Linked DNA regions of Homo sapiens: region 1 is linked to region 2. A link is a loop called in an ENCODE intact Hi-C map of the cell type or tissue named here. Cell type or tissue: PC-9. All regions are shown on one strand. Each heading gives the region's core, and the rest is flanking DNA. Links, peaks and the distances in the headings are about the cores only. Region 1 overlaps KALRN (kalirin RhoGEF kinase). Region 2 has its middle 14 kb from the start of ITGB5.

What was found. Hi-C counts contacts between places; a loop is a spot of excess contacts. Peaks named below come from ENCODE experiments on the same cell type or tissue, not always from the same donor. Only the 100,000 strongest peaks of a DNase experiment are listed, where the experiment ranks them.
Region 1: a loop joins it to region 2, with 7 times the contacts of the local background. A loop is called at or near these places in 5 of 110 quality-filtered maps.

What each region holds. Positions count from the first base shown.
Region 1 is chr3:124,687,537-124,690,456 of GRCh38, forward strand. All of the region lies in intron 51 of KALRN (kalirin RhoGEF kinase), which reads left to right. Among named protein-coding and RNA genes, the nearest start is that of UMPS, 41 kb to the right of the region's middle. In PC-9, for the core only: CTCF peaks have their summits at 1,488 (motif pointing left) and 1,688; a DNase peak (open chromatin) is centred at 1,485.
Region 2 is chr3:124,899,904-124,902,823 of GRCh38, forward strand. It overlaps a transcript of ITGB5 not described here. Among named protein-coding and RNA genes, the nearest start is that of ITGB5, 14 kb to the left of the region's middle. In PC-9, for the core only: a CTCF peak has its summit at 1,598 (motif pointing left); a DNase peak (open chromatin) is centred at 1,578; H3K4me3 peaks cover 1,551 bases.

The DNA.
Region 1 (2,920 bases), core at 116-2,615, 210 kb before region 2:
TATTGAGGGGTAAAGGGGGATATTTGGACTAGAAATATCCATAAAACAATCAATGTACTTGACACATGGACACATATAGAGACCTGTACCCCCAAATTAATGATTATACATTTTTTGGAAAACCATATGGAATTTTTTTACAAAAATTGACCATGTGTGCTACTTACAAAGCAAACCTCAACAAAAAACAAGGAATCAGTATCATACAGACCAAGTCCTCCAAGCACAATGCAATTAAGTTAGAAATCATCAACAAAAATATCCTTTTTAAAAATCTCACATCTTTGGAAATGTAAAAACATACTCATTACAACTGGGTAAAAGAAAAAAATCATAGTTGAAGAAAAACACTTAGAACTAAATGATAACGAAAATACTTGGGAGTAAGGAACTAGTTGAAAGAGACAAGTCTATCGCTGCTTGGGATTATGTTGCATTTACATTTTTTAAAATTACAGCTTGTCTTATGCTCATTTAGAAATGAGCAGAGGAGGCTGTGTGTGGTGGCTCATACCTGTAATCCCAGCACATTGGGCGGGCACAGGTGGGAGGATTACTTGAGGCCCAGAGTTCAAGACCAGCTGGGCAACATGGCGAGACCCCATCTCTATAAAGAATAGAAAAAATTAGTTGGATGTGGCTGTGTTCACCTGTAGTCGCAGCTCCTCAGGGAGTCTGGGGCAGGAGGATCACATGAGCCTAGGAACTTGCAGCTGCAGTGAGTGGTGATCATGCCACTGCACTCCAGCATGAGCAACAGCGTGAGACCCTGTCAAAAAAAAAAAAAAAAAAGAGCAGAGGTAGGAATATTTTCTAAAACTTTAGAAATTCGAGTCCAGTTTGGCCAGATTGAAAACACGAAGGGTTAAACCTTCAAACCCTACTATTATACCTAAATTCTTAAAAATTGTTTTTCTTATATCTTTATTTTATTGCTAGATCTCATCATCTAAAATTCCTTTCCTGCCTACTCTGAATACAGGTTCATATGAAACAAGTGTAAAAGGAATAGAAAAAGGAAAAATATAGAAATATATTCTGGGCAGCTGTCAGTTGGGTTTAGGGTATTTGGTTTATGTTTATTTGAGCGTTTTTATTCCTTCAGTGTTCTCAATACGTAGTTTTGAGCTCTGTTTTGTGACTGTGATAAGGAATTTGGGAAAAATGGGAGTGGAGGTCTTTTTCTTCTGGAGTCAGTTAACAACTCATTTTCTAGACAGAATTTCACCCTCACTCTTAAGTCTTAGAGTCAGTCAGACATTGGCTGACAAGGAAAATAGACGCCAAGATTTCCTCAAAGCTCAGCTTATGGTAGTCAGTGCTGGTTAATATTACCTGTAACTCTTTCCTCTTACCTGACTGCCCTGCCATTTTGAAGAAAAAACGATAAAATTATTGGATTTCTCTCCAGAAGGAAACTAAGTTGCTGATGGATCACATTGTGGTGGTTCTTGTTCTCGCCTGGGAGGAAGCGCTGCCACCTGCTGCCCTCTGCTGGTCAAATAAAACCAGCTTTAGGAACCTGTAGTTCTTTCCCACGGTGTCTACACCAGCCCTGTCCTCCCGGACTTGGCCCAGCATTCTCTTGTGCTGTTTCACAGAGAGAGAACATGTGCATTTTATGTGAACAATGTCATCTTTCCTCCACGACCACTATTTCGTCTATGTTTTCTTTTTTTTATTTTTTTGAAACAGGGTCTCACTCTGTTGCCCAGGCAACAGTTGCCCAGTACAGTGGCACTTTCTTGGCTTGCCACAGCCTCAACTTCCTGGACTCAGGCAATCCTCCCACCTCAGCTTCCCGAGTAGCTGTGCACCACCACACCTAGCTCATTTGTTTTTATTTTTTAGTAAAGATGAGGTCTCATTATGTTGCCCAGGCTGGTCTTGAACTAAGCTCAAGTGATCCTCCTGCCTCAGCCTCCCAAAGTACTGGGATTACAGGCGTGAGCAACCATACCCAGCCCACAACCACTATTTTGGATTCCAGCTCTCTCCTCCTTCCCATCTATCATTTTACATTGACTCCAACCTGTTTCTAAGGAAGGAAAACATTATATTTCAAGAAAAATGTGCAGCTTATATAAAGCCCTCAGGATCCTGCACACACCAGCAATGACCACTAGACAAGGTGGTCAGGAAGCCTAATTTCTAGTCTACTAATTGGGTGACTTCAGTTAATTTCATTCAACAAATATTTGATTTTTCTGCTATGTGCAAGACTCATAGCAAAAAAAAATATGACTGATGGTTCATAGCAAAAAAAATTTATGACTGATGGTGCATAAAACACGGGAAAGGGTTACTACCTTCAAAAGGTTCACAAGTCTGGTAGGGCAAATACAGTTCAGTAAGACGTTATGGTACTTAGCAGTTCATGGTCAGAGACTTAGAGGTACCTACAGCCCCTAGAAGAGTGCAGAGGAGGAAGATCACTATTGGCTACATCTCAGACATTGACTGACTGATTAGATTCCTGAGCAAGTTCATGGCAGGACATTTTCTCAGCTCTCCTCCCCAAAATTAGGATCCCACCACTTAAGCTTTTCATTGATTTGACAAATATCAACAGAGCACATATGTGCCAGGTATCATGCTAAGCTTGGAGGCAATACTAGCGAACAATATGGCCCATTAGAATTCAAAAAAAGAGAAAATAAAAAATTTAAGAATATAAATAAAAAGTAATAATAAATAAAACAATATGGTCCTTGTCCTCATGGGCCCTGCAGTCCATAGGGAGCCACAGACAAATATATCGGTAATTAGTCTACTGTGTGAGAAGGGTGTTCTCCTCCAGTTCGTACTCTGATTTGCTTCAAAGAAGAAAGAGAAAAAATGAGGGAGGAATCTTCTATGACCGTAGTCCAGAGTCAAAGTTAGAAAAAAAACATTAGTGTGGACCTTGCCCAGGCTCTTG
Region 2 (2,920 bases), core at 105-2,604:
GGTAGTTTTAGATGAGTTACTTTACTGGAGAGAATATGAGAATACTTTATGAAATTTGAACAATGACATAAGTAAAGAAAGAGTTTTGCACTTTTGGTAATAAAGGCCATTAACCTGAGAGCTCCAGGACGATGAAGCCTGTGTTTCATCCACCACTCTATTTGCATCTGGCACCAGGTCCTGGTAAATACAGGACACTCTCAGCTTCAAATATATGTCACATTGTTCCTACTGACTATTGAAATATATTACCTCTGTTAATACTTTAACATTAAATGACAGAGAGGTAGGCAATGGAGTCGGACTGCCTGGCTCAAATCCTGGCTGTGTCACTTCCTAGATATGTGACTGCAGACTAGTTACTTGCCTCTATTTCCCCTACTATTGAACAGGCATGAAAACAGTACCTACTTCATAATTATCGTGAGAATTAAAGGGGTTAATATGTGTGAGGCACAAGAATTGTGCCTGGCATATAGGGAGTGCTTCATAATATATGAAATATTATTGTTGTTGTTGATTTTCAAACTGGCTCTCTCACCTGGAAGTAGCAGAGAATTTCCTTATTGGCCCACATGTCGTGATTGTGGGCTCAGGAAAAATGTTACCAGGCCTGCAGAAATTATGAGGCCTTTGATGGTTTGCCCCAGGCTTCTGTCTTTGAATAAAAGCACCACATTTCATAGCCCTGAGACTGAGAAGAACACCCCCATATGTTTTCCAGGGCTCTCCCCAACCTAATCTCCAACCTTGCTTTTTGCACTGTGGATTGTCAATTAATGGCAAACTGGAGTTCTCGGAGAACCCTCAGGGAAAACCCAGACAGATCTTGCTCACCTCACCTCCCACGGGTGGCATTTTGTTTTTTATTTAACTGAAGAATTTTTCAATGAAAATGGATTTATCTCCTTTTTAATTTTGTACAATCACCGCTAAATAAAACATTGATTTCTCTGAACAATTGTACCAAACTTTATGCACCATTAATATGACATTAACATTGCTTATGGTTATGTATTATAAGAGCAATAAAGAGGACAATATATGATCTCTAATGATTCAGTAAAAATGATGCAAATATCTCAACAAGAGCAAACAGCGTAACATTCATTTCTCCCTAGCACAAGAACAAGGAATAAAGAGACCAACCAAGGAAAAGTCCAAGGAGAAATTTAGAAATGGTGCATTAAAAGTTAATGGTTTTAAGGTCAGGTGCGGTGGCTCACACCTGTAATCCCAGCACTTTGCGAGGCCAAAGCGGTAGGATGACTTGAGGTCAGGGGTTCAAGACCAGCTTGGCCAACATGGTGAAACCCTGTCTCTACTAAAAATACAAAATTAGTCGGGCATGGTGGTGCTCACCTGTAATCCCAGCTATTCGGGAGGCTGAGGCAGGAGAATCGCTTGATCCCAGGAGGCAGAGGTTGTAGTGAGTCGAGATCTCGCCACTGCACTCCAGCCTGGGCGACAGGGTGAGACTCTGTCTCGATAAAAAGAAATAATAAAATGAAAGTTAATGATTTCAAAAAAGCCTTTTAAAAGCTCCGCCCCGCCGGAAGTTGAGTTTTCTGCAAGCCATAGGAGACAGCGCCACCTACCGGCCCCGAGATTTGCCCAGCCGCAGAAAGGGGCGGAAGGCCAGGGTAGGTTTGGGGGCAAAATGGCACAAAAGAGTTCAGCCTCAAACGGTTTTGGTGTTGATGCAATCTGGATGCCTGGTCACCTTCTCCATAGAGAGACTTGGAGCTTACTGGGGCTTCTTGTCCACAATGTGACTCTTGGCTTCTAGACTCTTGGAGGAAGGAATGGGAAATGATGTGATGTGACCTCGAGTTGGACCATTAGCCAACGCAGTGACCTGAAACAGTGGTTCTCAAACTCCACCGCACATTAGAAGCACCTGGGAGCGCAGGGCGTGGCGGGTGGCTCCTGGAATCCCAGCTACTCAGGAGGCTGAGCGGGGAAAATGGCTTGAGGCCGGAGTTAGAGCCTGCCATGAGCCATGATCGTGCCACTGCACTCCAGCCTGGGTGACAGAGGGAGACTCTGTCAAAAACAAAAACAAAACAAAACAAAACAAAAAAACGTGCAGGTGAGAGTTTAAATACTCCTGAGACTCAGGTCTGCCCTAGACTGATGTGCTCTGGAATGGGACCCAGGCATCAGTAACTTTTATACCTCCTCAGGGGATCCCAATGTGAAGCTAAGACCTGCCGCTGTCAGGGCAGCGGGCCATTCCTGTTGTTTCACCCAAAGCCAACCTCAGAGGACCTTCGGTCTAATGCGACAAGCCAGCAGTGTGACATGTGCGTTTTCTCGTCCTGTCTTAGGGCTGTGCCTAGAAGGTGCCGCCCTCAAGGTTGGAGACAGCTCTGCATAATAGTTCACTCCCCACTTAAAAAATAAAAATAAAAAAACCCAGCTTTGTGAAGGTATAATTGACATACACCAAAGTGTACATTTATAAAGTGTACAATTGGACAATGTTTGACATGTGTATACTTGTGAAACCAGTGCCACAATCAAGATAATGATCATATTCTTCAAGGTTGAGCTGCAAGAGTCCTGTTTTACACTCCCATTTCACAATTATTTAATACTTGTTCTATGCCAGGCATTGTGCTGGGTTAGAAGGAACCATGGATACAACCACTTCTCTGGGGGAACTGGTTACAGGACCAGTTGGGACATGAAGGAGGCAACTCTACTTGAGAGTACTGGGGTAGCCAGAGGAGAAAATGGTTTAGTTGATCTAGACAGATGGAGGTATTTATCAGGTGCTGTGGTCTAAATGTTTAGGTACCCTCAAGATTCATGTATTAAATCCTAAAGCCTGATATGATGCTATTAGGAGGTGGGACCTTTGGGAAGTTATTAGTTAATGAGGGTGGAGCCCTCATGGATGGGATTAATGTCCTTA